Linked DNA regions of Homo sapiens: region 2 is linked to region 1. A link is an interaction called in ENCODE POLR2A ChIA-PET data of the cell type or tissue named here. Cell type or tissue: MCF 10A. All regions are shown on one strand. Each heading gives the region's core, and the rest is flanking DNA. Links, peaks and the distances in the headings are about the cores only.

Evidence for each region. Peaks named below come from ENCODE experiments on the same cell type or tissue, not always from the same donor. Only the 100,000 strongest peaks of a DNase experiment are listed, where the experiment ranks them.
Region 2: POLR2A ChIA-PET joins it to region 1 with 6 read pairs; 1 of 35 experiments calls an interaction of 5 or more read pairs at or near these places.

The regions. Positions count from the first base shown.
Region 1 is chr5:22,555,681-22,563,694 of GRCh38, reverse strand. All of the region lies in intron 1 of CDH12 (cadherin 12), which reads left to right. Among named protein-coding and RNA genes, the nearest start is that of CDH12, 290 kb to the left of the region's middle. In MCF 10A, for the core only: no CTCF peak of the experiment used is centred there; a DNase peak (open chromatin) is centred at 3,384.
Region 2 is chr5:23,026,090-23,034,103 of GRCh38, reverse strand. No RefSeq gene overlaps it. Among named protein-coding and RNA genes, the nearest start is that of CDH12, 180 kb to the right of the region's middle. In MCF 10A, for the core only: no CTCF peak of the experiment used is centred there; a DNase peak (open chromatin) is centred at 4,603.

The DNA of each region.
Region 1 (8,014 bases), core at 1,759-5,758:
TTTATCAACAGTGTGAAAACAGATTAATACAATATTTAAATAAAATAAGACAATATCCATGAAAAGGAATAAAAATAATAAGGAAGTAGAATTTCTAGAATATGGGAGAGTGGTAAATTTTAGATTAAATTATGAGTGTATATTCTATCCCATTCTGTGAGAGAGGTAACCTACAGAATGGGAGAAAATATTTGCAAACTACCCACCTGACAGGAGATTAACAACCAGAATATATAAGAAGCTCAAACAACTCAATAGGAAAAATACAATTGGATTTTTAAAATGGGCAAAAAAGCTGCATAGACATTTCTCAGAAGAATTCATAAAAATGCCAAACAGGTATTTGAAAAATTACTCAACATCACTGATCATCAGAGAAATGCAAATCAAAAAGACAATGAGATTTTATCTCACCTCAGTTAAAATAACTTTTATCAAAAAGACAGATAAATACAGGTGCTGGCTAGGATGTGAGAGAATACATTTTCTTTTGTAGTAGCCCAATTTTATCATCCTGGCCACAACATGACTCTGTTCCTTGATTCCGTCTGCTAGATTTATTTGAGCTTAGGTTTTCCTCCTATTATTTGAAGAAAAAAATTTACATATATATATATAAATATATAAATCTATATATATTTAAATATATCAATATATAAATTTATGCATTTAAATATAGAAATATATATTTGCATATATAAATATTCAAATTTATATTTAAATAAACATGCATTATATAAAATATAAATATTTAAAAATATAAATTTAGATGTTGATATATGTGCATATATTTCTATATTTAAATATATAAATTTAAATTTATAAAAATATATAGACTATAAGAGATCATTTATGAGATTTTTCAAATAATTTCATAACATAATAGATTATAAAATAATTATCTTCTATGTTCTGTTTTGTCTCTCTTTCTTCCAAGGTCAAGTTTTTTGTTTGCATATTTAGCATTTTGTTGTATTCTTTCATTAGATATTCACATTAAGAGTGAAAGTCTTCATAACTGACTCATCTTCCTTCTGTTGATAAAGTAAAAGTGATTTCCTTTTTGATTTCTTTTTTTCTGCCTCTTATTTTCATAAGAAAAAAAAAATCCCTTCCAGTTTTCAATTTCAAGAAAGCTGACAACCTCCCATTTTCTTTTCTGATATGGGCTTTTCTTTTGTAGAAAATCCATATATTTATTTTATTGCTTATTAGGAGAGACAAAGGAGAGACAAAGGCAAATGATTTTTAGACAGAAAGTGGCGATTGCCCACGCCAATTTCATTTTGTATTTTTTTAAATTCCTAGCAGTTTTGTTTTTCCATTATAATCTCTATGTATGTTTTTTTTTGTTTGTTTGTTTTTTGTTTTTGTTTTTGAGACGGAGTCTCGCTCTGTCGCCCAGGCTGGAGTGCAGTGGCGGGATCTCGGCTCACTGCCAGCTCCACCTCCCGGGTTCACGCCATTCTCCTGCCTCAGCCTCCCAAGTAGCTGGGACTACAGGCGCCCGCCACTACGCCCGGCTAATTTTTTGTATTTTTAGTAGAGACGGGGTTTCACCGTTTTAGCTGGGATGGTCTCGATCTCCTGACCTCATGATCCGCCCGCCTCGGCCTCCCAAAGTGCTGGGATTACAGGCGTGAGCCACCGCGCCCGGCCTCTATGTATGTTTAAATTACATTGATGAAAACATTTTTATACACTGTATATTCTTATAAATTGTGGAACACAGTATTTCCTTAATTATCTTCAATAAGAAGATTAATCCATGCATGTTTCATCCAAAAAAAGGTTTCTATTTAATAGATACTTAATATTCATCATTCATGAGAGTATATACCAGGATTAAAGGGTGAATCAAGTCCAGTTTTACCAGAGCTAACACAGTAGTAATTCTTATGAAGTACTTGACAGACTGCTAACTTGAAATTTTGCACTCTCTATGCAATTTAGAGATCCTACATTCCAGATTCTATTTAGCTCCCTCTTGACTTCAGTTTCCTCTGGCAAAAAATGCTGCCCTCGCCTTTCTATATAACTCACTTAACACAAAGTTGAAAGTGAATTTTTGCCTGAATGTATTAGATAGCTTTCATATTCTGGGAATCCTCATTTATAATGTGAAATCCCCACCAGGCCAAAGATAGGATGAAGAAATAGATCCAGCTCCCTTAGGTGGAAAAAAAAATACAGATTTTATTGTCTTTTTTGAGATCTAATTCTGCCTTTAATCAGAATTAATTTGTTTTAATTATATGCAATTATAATTATTTCAAATTAAATTATAATGAATTATAATCAATTGTTAGGTTAGAATATTCACCACTTACCTGATGGAAGGAAAATGGAATATTTGAATAATAAGGATTGTGCCTATATATGGGTAAGGACAAAACTTTTTTTAATTGAGTGGCCTTTGTCTAAGTTATTTATTATATTTATGCTCTTAGTCCAGTTATAACACTGTCTTATGCCATTTGAAAGTTGAATGTCTCCAAATATGACAGCTTTACTGAAGTCACTTTGAAACCCAAAAACATTGTAGAAAATATTGACAAAATAATAGTTTTGAACAATAGTTCAAAACCTTTATTTTTCAACTAAAACTGCCCAGGAATTGAAAGTAAATATGCTTTAATCAATTTCATGTTATCTTCATTTTTAAATGTAAAAGAGGGATTTGTGATGTGGCAAAGAGCAAAATATAGTGTTACCACCTTTTTTGTCTCTTTCTGTAACAGAATATTAAGTAGTCCCAACCTTCTGTGCTCTAGGTTGAAGACTACCAATTATGCACAAAATAGCATTCTACTCTAGTAAGCATACAATTCATCTTGCTTTTGTTAAACTAAAGAAAGCAATTTTCTGATCCTTAGAAGTTTCACAATGTTATATAAGATGTAGCAAAATACAACTTGTTAAGGCACATTAATATAAAATAAATTAAATACCTTTGTAAGGTGGTTAGTCCAAAACTTGACGATCTGTGCAGTACATCTCATCCTTTTCTCAGTCTCCTTACTTTAAGACAATTCTTGGTGGAAATGATTTTTTTATTACCTTTATTTTTTGTAAAATTTTAAATATTGCAAATATTTAAAAATTTAAATATCTTCTTAGGTAATTGAAAAATTGCAATACCTTTTTGCTGTTAATATTTTTGCTTTCAACATTTTGTTAATTTTATGGTGAGTAGGAGAAAACTGTTCCAATTAAGTCTATATAAATAAAGAAAACTGAGATACAGTAAGCACCTCTTATCTGAAGGGATAGGTTTCAAGAGCCCCAGTGAATGCCTAAAAACTCTCATACTTGAGAGAGCTACCAAATGACTAATGAACAGATAGCACGCAGCGTGGATACACTGGATACAGGAATGATTCACATGCCTGGAGGATGAAGCAGGTCAGCAGGAGATTTCATCATGCTTCCAAGAATGGTGCACAATTGAAAACTTACGAAATTGCTTATTTCAGAATTTTCCCAATTAATATTTTTGGACTGATGTTGTCCATGAGTAACTGAAACCTTGAAACCATGAATGAAAGTGAACTGCCATCATTTTAAAGACATCTTCATCAAAAATACCTTAATACACAGATATAATCTCAATAAATAGAGCTTTTTATTGGCAATGACCATGGATAATAAAAAGTTGATGCACAAATTGATTGGTCCTTTCAGATTCAGCTTTCTGAGTAAAATCTCAAAGGCTCCACTTAATGCAAGGTAAAGGACTAAAGGGCATTGCTTCAAGTGACAAAATAAAACAAAGTCTTTCTCTGATTGGAGCTAAGGGAACTTTATGGATTACATCATGTATGACATAATATATTCATTTTCAAAGCCACTTTAATTCATAACCTAAATATGCTTCATAATTTAAGGCAAATAACACTTAATGAGAAACTGCCAGAAACTATAATAAGATACTGGTGACAACCGTTAGCCTTGCTTGTCTTTAAGATTTTTTTGTGTGTGATTATAGACCCAGCTGTCTTAACTTTCATACAGTTAAAATTTGAAGAAGTACTCAGAGAAAAACATGAAAATTGATCCTTGTTACATATTACAAACAATTAAAAAGAGATAAAAAGTAACATCATCAAACTCTTCTCCTCTTTGTCTTGCTGGTTCTTATTTTATTATTAATTTATATTTTTTGAAAGATTCATAGCACTCTTCCAAAATGGCTTACATAATTTTGTATAGAAAATGTGCATATGTTGGTGTATTTCTGATGTATGTTCATGAAGTAAAATACAATGTAGTCAAAACTTTTACATTGCTGTTGTTTTTCTCTTTTGTTGTTTGATTTTAACTTTAAAAATTTTTTCGCTGAGGTAAAGTATGCATATATAATTACCGTCTTTCCCATTTTAAGTGTACAGGGATTCAGTGTTAATAAATATATTTATATTCATTTTTTCTCTTTGATTTTCATTTTATTGAGATTCCTGTACAACCAGCCTAGCTAGTGGTACCTCAGACCTTCATGTTGTGTTATGGGGTAAATTACTTCTCTGCCCAGTTTCATTATCAGGAGTACAAGAATAAGCCATTTGTTATTATTTGAAGGACAAATCTACAACTAGTTTTCTAGCATCCAGGACTTCAGGACTTTAGTGGGTGTGTAAACGGGTGGTAAGGAGTAGATAGAAAAGGAGGCTGTGAAAGTCACTTACTTAAGCAGTGACAAAGAACCAAACCAACATACAAGCAGTGGCATCTTTTTGCTTTTTTAAATTAGTAAATAATGTTTCTTTAAATAATAGTTTTTAATAATTTTACACCTTCTCTGTTAATTTCCTATGTCACAGGGAAATGTTCATCTCGCTTTCCCTTCTTCTTTCAAAGCACATTGTTTCCATTGCCATTTTATAAAATAAGGGAAGCATCCTTCAGCTTACCATGTTTCTCTTATTTACACCTTTGACACCTTAATTGCATGTTCTTATTTTAAATATTTTTCTCAGTATATTCATTGGAGACTTATTTTTTTATTTCGTAATTTACCATTTCCTTAAGTTTTATGGTTTTTTCCCCCTCTCTTTGTTTATTTTTGTGGGTATTTTTTCATATGGCAAATGTTCTTCAAGTCTCTCTTGGCTTTATGTTGCCTCTTTCCTATTTAAGAATCAAGCCACTTAAAGACTAACTCTTAGTGAGCAGAGGTTGTCCCCTGCAAAGTTCACTCTGCGTATGGCAGATAAGGAGTTGGTCATATTGTTAGGAGTCTTCTAGAAGAAAATGGTTTTACCCATAATAGCTACCTTATTTTTCTCCAAATATTTATTTTAACATATTTTGTCTTCTTTCCTGCCAAACCACCCAACAACCTCTTCTTCCTTTTGGCAGGAAGTGTTAGGTTTCCTGATATCTGAGGTGAGACAGTCGAGGCAGTTCTTAACATTCACTTTCAATTAATCTGTCTCCATAGAGTACCATTTCCAACTTTCCTTGTAACTTCTACCTCTGATACAAGAGCCTGTCTGACTTTCTGTTGTGCAATTCAGACACCTTCTCTGGTTTATCTCTTTGCATATGCACTAGGTCCTGGCTCCTGCTGCGATTTTAAAATCTACTAATCTTTTTCTCTTTCCTGAGCTTGTTGAAATCTCTGCCTCTTGTGGCTTCTTTATTCTCCCCATGATTTTTACCAAGAGTTTTCCCTTATTGTAATTTTACTTAAGCAATGAGAGGAAATAAACATACCCTGCCTTGTAAACTTGAAGCATTATTATCTTTTTTGGACATAAATAATTTGGACAAAAATATTTACTTTCCAAACTGAATAATAAAACGTTACACATTCACAAGTTGTTACCAAGTAAGTCTATGTTTCCTGAAAGAAAAGATTGAGAATAATTACTTAATTGAATTACTAATGACTAATTAGATTAGTCAGCTAATCTTCATAATACAAGCTTCTAAGTTGGTATTCTATTGATTTTTTTCTTTGTAATTCTTGAAAACACATATTGAAGTTTATCATTGTAGGTAATTGCACAATTAATAATGGCTGTTCAAATTTGGCCTGAATAAAATATGCTATATACAGATGGCAACCTGACTTAAGCTGTCTGTCACTTTAAGAAGGAATTACCCCACTTGAAACTGACTTTTATATATTACGTTCGTATTCTTCCTTCTTTTTCCTTTCTTCCCACGCCTTCTGTCTGTTGGTTTATAGATCACTTCCAATGCACATTATCTTTGCCAGAATTGCTGGCAATGCCTTTCCCTTGTTTGGTCACCTGTAAAAATTGTATCCGTTGCTCAAATGTTCATTCGGGTAAGACCTCCTTGGTGATGCCTTATGGCCTCTCAGAGTTCCCAATCTCTGTAAATCAATCTGTTACGAAAATTGCATTGTTATACTTTCATATTTCTTTCAATTTGTTTGTAAATGTTTGCAGGGTGGAAATGTATTTTTAAATCACCTACTCCTGGTTTTCAACTTAGCCCTTTTCCCTTAGAATATGTGAAAACGTATGTATTTAACAAATTAATTATATGAATATATGTTACATTTATGCTGTCAAAGAAAAATTATAGTGGGCAAGTTTAAAAAGCAAGAAAGACTTTTTTCAAGACTATTGCAATAGGGGAAAGAATTATACTTAACTAGCCTGGAACAAAAGGTGGGAGAGTTTTTAAGCCAAGAGAGAACTAGTAGAAAAGTACTGGAGGGTGTTACGGAGAGGTTGGTCAGTGTGATCAGGCCATCTGTGTTTGCTAATTGTCCTTTATCAAAGTCAGGCTCCAACCTTCCAACAGAGATTGAAAGATAGGGGCTCTGTCTTTCTTCATGATTATATGTCAAAGGAATGGCTCCCATGTCTTGAGATAGACATTTCTGGGTTGTAGAAGATTTACATCTCGAAGGGCCAGAAAAAGAATTTACAATGGAGAGTTTTCAAAGTAAATACTCTAAGAAAATGTAAGTCAAGGACCTATGGTCAAGATGAAACCTATTTAGTCAAACTGAGAGGAACATTAAGGCCATGTTGATCTTTATTCTCTGATAAAAAATCTCATCTGGAAACAACTGGCTTATATACATTTAAAAATTATTTAACGTATTCTTAACCAAAAACAATATTTTAAAAAGTGCTATAGAACATCAGATAACACAATGCTAGACCTCTTTAGGTGTGCTTTCTCCACAGTAGAAAGGCTGGACTGAAGGATTTCTGGATATATACAATGCATGTTGAGGAGACTCATGGCTGGTTCTTGAGAAAATATTTTCATTTGTGCCTGAAGTCACTAACTTTTCTCACGTTTCTGTGGAGATGGAGTATTAATCCATCAAGTTGTATTTGATCACTTGTTTCCAAAAAAACAAGTATCACAATTTTTATTTAACACATATTTTGCACTTGGCATTGTGTCAGTGCTTGCCCATAGCCTTACTTCATGGATCTTAGAAGTCTGTCCCCTTCCAACCCTTCCAAAGAATTGCTTTTATGTGTTAATATACTACCCCTTCTGCTTTTATCAAAGGCAAGTACACTTATTTGGGTATTTTATCTATTGCATCTTTCACTGTGTCCTGTTTTAAAGCACATGTTAAAATTTATTTTTGAACTGATTGTAGAAAAATATTTCATTCTTTGAAATTTTTTTTTTTTAAATTCTCAGAGATAATAAAGGAATGTAGCTGATTGTGTTTCTCTGTTACGGTTTGATACATAAAAGTCTACCAAACACTACTACAATTTGACCTATAGCAATTGTTTATCTAATATATCTGTGTCTTCTGTCCTTTTTTTTGACCAGTTTTTAACTTTTTGTTGTAATATATATCTTGTTTGGTCTTGATTGTTTGTGTTTTATTATTGCATTATGCAATTATGCATGTTTTTAATAAACTGCTTCAAGATCTTTATGATATAATGTGGGGTATAAACAGAAAAGAATACACAAATACTTAAAAATGCTTAAGGAAATAAATAAATCCTTAAGGAAGCCCTGAATTGAAAAATAGGTCTAAAGCACACATCTACTA
Region 2 (8,014 bases), core at 2,606-6,605, 470 kb before region 1:
GTGGACTTTTGAGTTAATGTGGAAATGAGTTAAGACTTTGGGCAACCATTGAGAGGGCATGATTTGTTTTGAAATGTGAGATTTGGGATTGGCAAGGGGCAGAATGATATGGTTTGGCTTTGTCCCTACCCAAATCTCAACTAGAATTGTAATAATCCCCACATGTCATGGGTGAGGCCAGGTGGAGGTAATTGAATCATGGGGGCAGTTTCCCCCATACTGTTCTCATGGTAGTTAATAAGTCTCAGGAGATCTGATGGTTTTATAAATGGGATTTCCCCTTCACAAGCTCTCGTCTTTGCTTCTTCTTTGCCTTCCTCCATGATTGTGAGGCCTCCCCAGCCATGTGGAACTGTGAGCCCATTAAACCTCTTTCATTTATAAATTACCCAGTCTCAGGTATATCTTAATCAGCAGTGTGAGAACAGACTAATACAAGCTGCTATAGAAAATTACCATCGACTTGGTGGGTTAAAAAACAGACATTTATTTCTCACAGTTCAGGTGGCTGGAAATCCAAGATCAGTGTGCCAGCATGGTCAGTTCCTACTGAAAGCCCTATTTCAGGTTATAGACAGCCATCTTCTCCTTGTATCCTCACATGACAGAAACAGCACAAGAGAGATCCCTGGGGTCTTCTTAATAAGGGCACTAATCCCATTCATAAGCCTAATCAACGTTCAAAGCCCCCACTTCCAAATAGCATCACATTAAGGATTCAATTTCAACAATTTTGGAGAGATGCAATATTCTAGAAATACCATAACACATGGAAAGATTCAAAATTTAGCATTTATATGGATTAATTGAATAATCTCTGCTTATCCTTTGATAAATAAGAGTTAATTCTAATTCATTTGCTGATGTAATTCAATAAATTGGTAAATGCCAAGCTAAATTCCCAAACCTTCATTATTTAAACAGGGAAGTGGCATCAAATAAAGCATAGTTTGAGGATATTTATTGTCATGAACCTTAGGACAATTTCAAACCATAGCAAGGTAGAATATAAAGTAACACAGTAGATTATTCAATTTTCAATATTCTTATACCCAATCCAATCTCAACATTGCTGTATCAGTTCCTCAAGACAGAGTTACCCCTGATATCTTAAAGAATTTTTCTAATTTTAATTATATGTTCAACCCACAAATAATAATTTAAGCAATTATTTTTGTTTAATGCATTTTTGTCTCATATTTGCTTATTTTGCTTACTTATTGGTGATGCTTTGGTAATTTGAATCACAGAGTTTTGTGTCTTTTGCTAGTTTAGGTTGTGACCATTTGCTAAAGAAAACATTTAAAATTCAAGACAAATTTGAACAATAGAAGAATGATTATCCACAAAGAACAAGCTTATATGCTTTGATTATTGCTTTAAATCTTAATTTACATTAAACTGACATACTCTTGGATTTTATAAATCTCTTGCTTTTACATAGAGCTTTTTAAAGCTTTACTTTACAATCAATTCTTTTTTTCTCAAAAGCAGGTGTTCTAGTGTTGTGTTGTCTAATATGGTGGCCACTAATCCTATCTGGCTATGTAAATGTGCATTTATAATTTTATAATTAAGTAAAATTAAAAATTATATTCCTCAGTAACATTATAACTATTTTAAGTGTTCAATAGCCACTTGTAACCTGTGGATACCATCATAGACAGCACAGAATATCTCCATTCAGTGTATAAATTTCTATTAGTAGGAATGCTCTAGGGGACATTTTCTACTTTATCCAATTCAAGAATCATTAACCAACAGATATACATCACAACTTAATTGTTTATGTTATTAATTTTTTAAAAACATTGTTAAATTTTTTTCTCACTTTTGTTTGTGCATATTTCTCCTTGGCTCTCTTGTTACTTTGGTTATCTCTCTGTGTTTCTCTCTTTTTTTTTAAAACAATGCCCCTTCTATGATGGCTTATGACATTAACCACTGCATGAGTTACAACATTCAATGCAAGTCTTTCTTAATATTTTCTTACTCTATCAATTCTTATGGAAGCAACATAAAATCTAGGAGAATACTGAGTTTTGCATAGCTAACATTCTGTGACATAGATAACAGACCATTATTTATTTTAAAAAGTTAAACAATAACTGTGTTAACATAGGTTTTTCATCTCATGTCCAAGCAAAGGCAAACAAAAATGTTCAATTAAGTTTGGATCAGGTTTATTTTGGGTTTATTTGCTCCCTACTTTGATTTTCTCTTTATACCTTTTTATTCACTTGTATTTTTATTTTACACAAGTCAAAAATGATAGAGATAAAGCATATGCTGCTAAATTTATTTCTTCATTCACGGTATTGCATTTGATTTTCAGTCATTTGGATTTTGAGGTATCTGGCTTTAACTCACACTTTAAGATATTTAGATTTACAAAATGTATTTTATAAACAAATATTTATGTAGAGCCTATATGAACCAGTCACTCTGCTGAACAAAGAATTTGAATGAGAGAAAGAAATAGGTATTGTAGCTATCAGAAGAAGGAACATTCTAGGTGTTGGATGTTTTTAGCCCTAACACCCTGAGATTTGGAAGAATAAAAAAGCTAGTGTAACCAGAGAAGAGCCAATAAATAGACACATAGCAGAAAACAATTCAAACAGGAGCATAAATCAGGTAGAGAACTGAAAGCAAAGTGTTGGGACTAAACATTGTCTAGTCGAGGAGTGGTAAGAACTGACTTCTTTTATGAATTGATTGATCTCATACTTTGTTGGCAATAGACTTCAAGCTTGAAAAAGATGGAAGGAGGAGGAGAAGAGGGAACTCCTGTATGTATTCAGAGAAGGTCTGTTAGTAGCTTGACCAGAAAATTTGTGATACAGACAATGAGAAGAGGACAGATTCTGGATACACTTTGAAAGTGGAACCATCAGAATTTTCTCATGGATAGGAAATGCAAAGTGAAAGCGGACAAAGAGAAAACATGGTTCTAAGTAGTGACCTGGGCATCTAGATTGAAGGATCAGCCATTAAATGAGATGAGAAAGAGTAAATGAAGTAGCTCTCCCCCTTCCCCAAAAGAGTGGACCAAAGGTAAGATGAAGAAGTAAATTTGTTAATTTCAGCAAATAAAGATATTTAATACCATGAAGTTAGTTGAAATCACTAAAAAAGAAAATATAGAGAAATATGTCCCCCAGATGGAACCTGAGGCATTTCTCTATTATAAAGCCCTAAATATGAGGAAGAAGCAGCAGAGGATACAGTGAAGATATAGGGAGACAATTCAGTGAAAACTGGAAAGTATTTCAATAAATGGAGAATAGTTACTTGGGTCAAAGGACTGCTAACTGCCAAGAAAGATAATAGGATTTATCAAAGATTCTGGGAAATTCTAATAAAGGCATGGATACAAAAGCCCAATTAAACAGTGTATAAGGGAGAATGGGGAAGGTAGGATTTGAAGAAAGTGTGTGGAAAACCCTGTTGAGGATTTTTGCCACATAATGGAAGAGAAAGATTTCTAGAAAAAGAAGTGGAGATAAAATTGTTTGTTTGTTTCTTTGTTTTGAGACAGAGACTCACTCTATTGTCCAGGCTGGAGTGCAGTGGTGCGATCTTGGCTCACTGCAACCTCCATCTCCCAGGTTCAAGTGGTTCTCCTCCCTCAGCCTCCTGAGTAGCTGGAATTACAGGTGCCTGCCACCATGCCTGGCTAATGTTTGTATTTTTAGTTGAGATGGGGTTTCATCATGTTGGCCAGGCAGATCTCAACTCCTGACCTCAAGTGATCCACCCACCTTGGACTCCCAAAGTGCTGAGATTACAGCTGTGAACCGCTGCACCAGGCCGAGACATTTTTTCTTTTTAATGAGAGAAATAATGTCATATTAGTATGTTCTTAGGAATGAGAAACGAGCCAATAGAGAAAAGTTGATGATGCAAGAAAGAAAAGTAAGAATGGAAAAGTTGATAAAAACAAAAGAAAACAAAACAGAATCTGATCCCAGACAGGAAAAAAGCAAAGCGTTCATCCTTCATAGCAGGAAGACAAGAAGAACATACAATGCCTATGCTGAGATATGGCCCCACATCATAAGAAGTTCTAAAAGCTCTCTTCTGGTTTGTTCTCTCTTCTGGGTCATGTGTAAAACCAGATCACTGACTGAACAGGATTTATTATAGACATGAGGAGCAAAAAAATGTATAAAATGGTATTCTAGGAAAGAGGAAAAGTAAACTGTTAGGCATTGGAGGTATATACAAGATTGATGGTCACAACAAAATTGAAAACCACTTACTAGTAAGAATGATTATTTTTTTTTGCTCCTCACACTGAGCTGAAAGAATGTAGGCTTGGATTAGGTAAATGATTGTATTTAAACATGATATGTGTGTTTATACTTTTTTAAGCTATCAAAAGGTAAAAGAGGGGCAAGGGAGTTGAGGGTGCATTTACAGAATGTTTATACAATTTAAGCAATGAGGAAAGAGATGATATTTAAGAGTTGTGGGACAACAATCAAGTAAATGAATTATAGATGATGATGGGCTGTAAGGATTTGCATGACAGGGAGTAAATGAGAAAAACAGGGTGTGAATTAGACTGAGTGTGATGTCTGAAACAGATTATGGGGCAATGTATGTTTCTGGAATTCAAAACTATTACACAACAATAAGTGACTGAGCCAACATGGAAAAGAGCACTGGAGGAGAGAGATTTAATGAACTCAGAAACCCTTCATAGCAGAAAGGATGCAGAAAGCTGATTTTTCTAGATAATAAAATTAACAAGAACCAAGAAAGCAGTTATGTTGAAGAGAGTGATAGTGAAACAGTGGCTAAAATGTATGAAAACTGAGGGATGTGACTAGCAACCAGCAGATGCTTGCAGAATAGAGGGGTATGAAGCAGCATAGACTGATGACACGCAATTTGGAGATCAGGGCTTTTTAAGTAGAAAGGAGGCATGGCATTGAGGAAGAGACAGACACCTATACAGTATGGTAAATATAAATGTGTGATCATGGGTGTAAAAATGTACATGATGTTTTAAAATCAAATAAAGTGTATGGTATCTTGCAGAATTTAAGAATGCTTGCTTTCCTCATCTTTCCTTTTCTCATCTTTTCTTCTTAAGTGCTTTCATCTCTTAGACCTCATTCCACCTGCAGCGTGAAATTGTCTGGGACTAGTATGAGCTCTATCATTGCATACTTGATTGCCTGGCCTTGTTCTCAGGCTACTCTCTGAACTGCCTTATTGTTTCTCTGTAACCCCACTACCCGCTATGCAGAAGTTAAAGGCACATTTGATAGGTCTCAATATGTATGTCTTTTGTGCCGCTTCATGGTGTGAAAGTCCATTGCTCTTAACAGTTTTACTTCCCAGGGTAGCTCCACTTTTTTCTCCTTCAAATACATTGAACCCTAGTCTTTTGAGCATAAAGAGCAAAAGATAATATACCAGCTATAAATATACTCAGACAAGCCAGGCTGCTTATTTTCAGACTGAACATGCTGTTCTATTTCTACTACCTCTTATTAGAAAAAAAAAAAAGTGATGTAGGTCATTCTTCATTCACAACTGAGTTGGAAGAATTAGAAATATTTCAAAGTAAACCTGAGGGGGTGATTTAAAAAATCCAACCTAAATTAATTCTCATGGACTTAAGATTTTTTTTTAATATTTGAGCTTGTTTATCAAAAACAAACCATGTGATATAATTAGTCTCAGCTTAAATCCACGGAGGAATGTTCTCAATTTGATTGTGATGTATCACAATAACTGTGCTTTTGGTTACCGGATGGGAGAAAATGAAGTGTATTAAACTATGGTCAATGGAATTAACTATTTTATGCAATTTGATGTTTGATTTTAAGGGAACTCTGTAATAGGAACATTATTGAATCACTTTGGACATGCTCAGCTACATCCATCCCAGCTTTAGAGTGGTCAAATTTGTATGTGGCACTGCCCAGCATCCTTAATAGTGGCCAGTTTCATGCTAGCATCAATCAACAACCCCATGTTTCAGACTTCCACTATACTAGTATCGCCCTGTTGCTGTTAAGCAACAAGAAACGCACTGGGTAGCCACATATGACCAACCCAGAAGTGTAGGGAATTAACACCCCTAGGGTAAAGTGGCTAAGAAACTGCCAATAACGAGGTGTGAGAGCCAGGCCACTTACGTAGTTTACAAAAAGGCCCTCTTTTCCTGTAGTGAAAGAGTAGCCACAGCTGATTTTTAAGCTAATCAAAAATAATTGATCTTTATAGGCACACAATTCCAGAGATGTTGAAGTGCTCAACCAGGCAGATCAGTTTCGCAAGGTCAGGGTTCTGGCTGGGAAAGTCCCATACCTGGAAACATAGATTGGGATATCTCAAGGGACTCCCTTGGGTATATTATATGTGCAGGCACCCATGAAATGTGAGAGCTTGAAGAGTTGGTCCATGCTTCCTTATTACCAAATAGAATTTCTGCTGTTCTGAAAGATGCTGTAGAGACCTTTCCCAGACAAGGCAAGAATAGCACCCTCAGAAACTGCTCTCGCTTCTTCTGTCTGCCAGGACAATGGTTAATATCACATCACAGCATACACTATCTGTTGACGTGCTGGCACTGAAAAGTTTGGAAATAGGCCATACACTGATGCAGTTGCAAGAATTAGCTTGTAGATACTAGTAAGAGCCAGACAATTCTCTCTAAAACTGGATTTTGAGGATGTTTTATCAAGCAGCCTATTGGAATGTAACACTAGAAAAATAATTTTCTCAGCACATTGGATTAAATACCCTGGCCAGGACCACAGGCAAACGGAAAAGTCACTGCTGGATTGGCCCTTGAAAGCCTGGAAAATGATGGTCGATATTTAATACAGTGGAAATTCCAGCATTTGCTCTGGTTAAGAAAGGGATACAGAGGCCTAGGAGAAGTATTCAGGATTGCTATTATGTAAGGCCAGAAGACCCACCAGAGAATTCTACCCACCTAGGACAGCCCACAGACACACTGTTAGGAATGTATTGATGAGAGGGACACCTGCTTCATGAAGAAGTTCAGTCGTGGTTCTCTGAAGAGCAGGGCTGATGGTGGGAAAAACGATCACACAATCGCAGATCAGGGCTCATTAATATCCATGGGAATGATGAGCCCCAGAGTACTAGAGGCCAGATGGCAGTGCTTAACCAGAAGAAACCAGGAAGCTTTAATTAGCATAATGACTAGCAGGATTGAAAGGGAGCTGAGGAGCTTTGATCCTCACTGAGTTTGGTGATAGTTAACAGAGCATGATGCTCCAAGTACAAAACATGCAACCAACAGGATGTTGTTTGACATATATACCCCCAAAAGACAAAAACAGATGAGCAAGAAGCAGAAGGTGGTTGTTCCCATAAAGAGTTATGTTCCCTGGCTTATTTCCCAGACGTGAGCCAATTTCACAATCCAGAAAGATTTGCCTAAGGAGCCCTTTCTAAGATGGGTTCCTATAACATTGTGGCAAATATATACTGGCATCATTATCCTAGTCTTTCCCCATGGAGATCTATAAACCATTTACTCAAGTGATTTTGCACTGTACAGAGTCCCTAAGTTGGCCATGACACCAGGAGCCCCAAAGAATCACTCTGAGCCCTTTATAGAGAGGGGGTTTTCATGAGTCAGGTAATAAACTCCTGGCTAACTTCCAGATCACAGAGGAACCAAACATGGGGTGAGAATAACACAGAGGTCATTTCTCAGGTCTCTGAATGCATACTTGAATTTGTCTTCTTGGCAGTTCGAAAAAAACAAAAACACATCTGGTCCCTGCCCTTTAAGGGAAGTGTTCTCATAGTGAAGAAGCCTATATGCAAAATTCTAAAACTGTCCCCTACTCTAGTCCAGGTTCTATATTAAAAACCAATATTGTATCCAAGGGAAACCACAAAGATTAGTAACACTGAAGGCCTACAGTGGTCACTGGGGATCATTCCTATCATCTATCCATCTAATTCACAAGATTGGCCTGCACACACACTGAATGGATCTCAGAGAAGAACT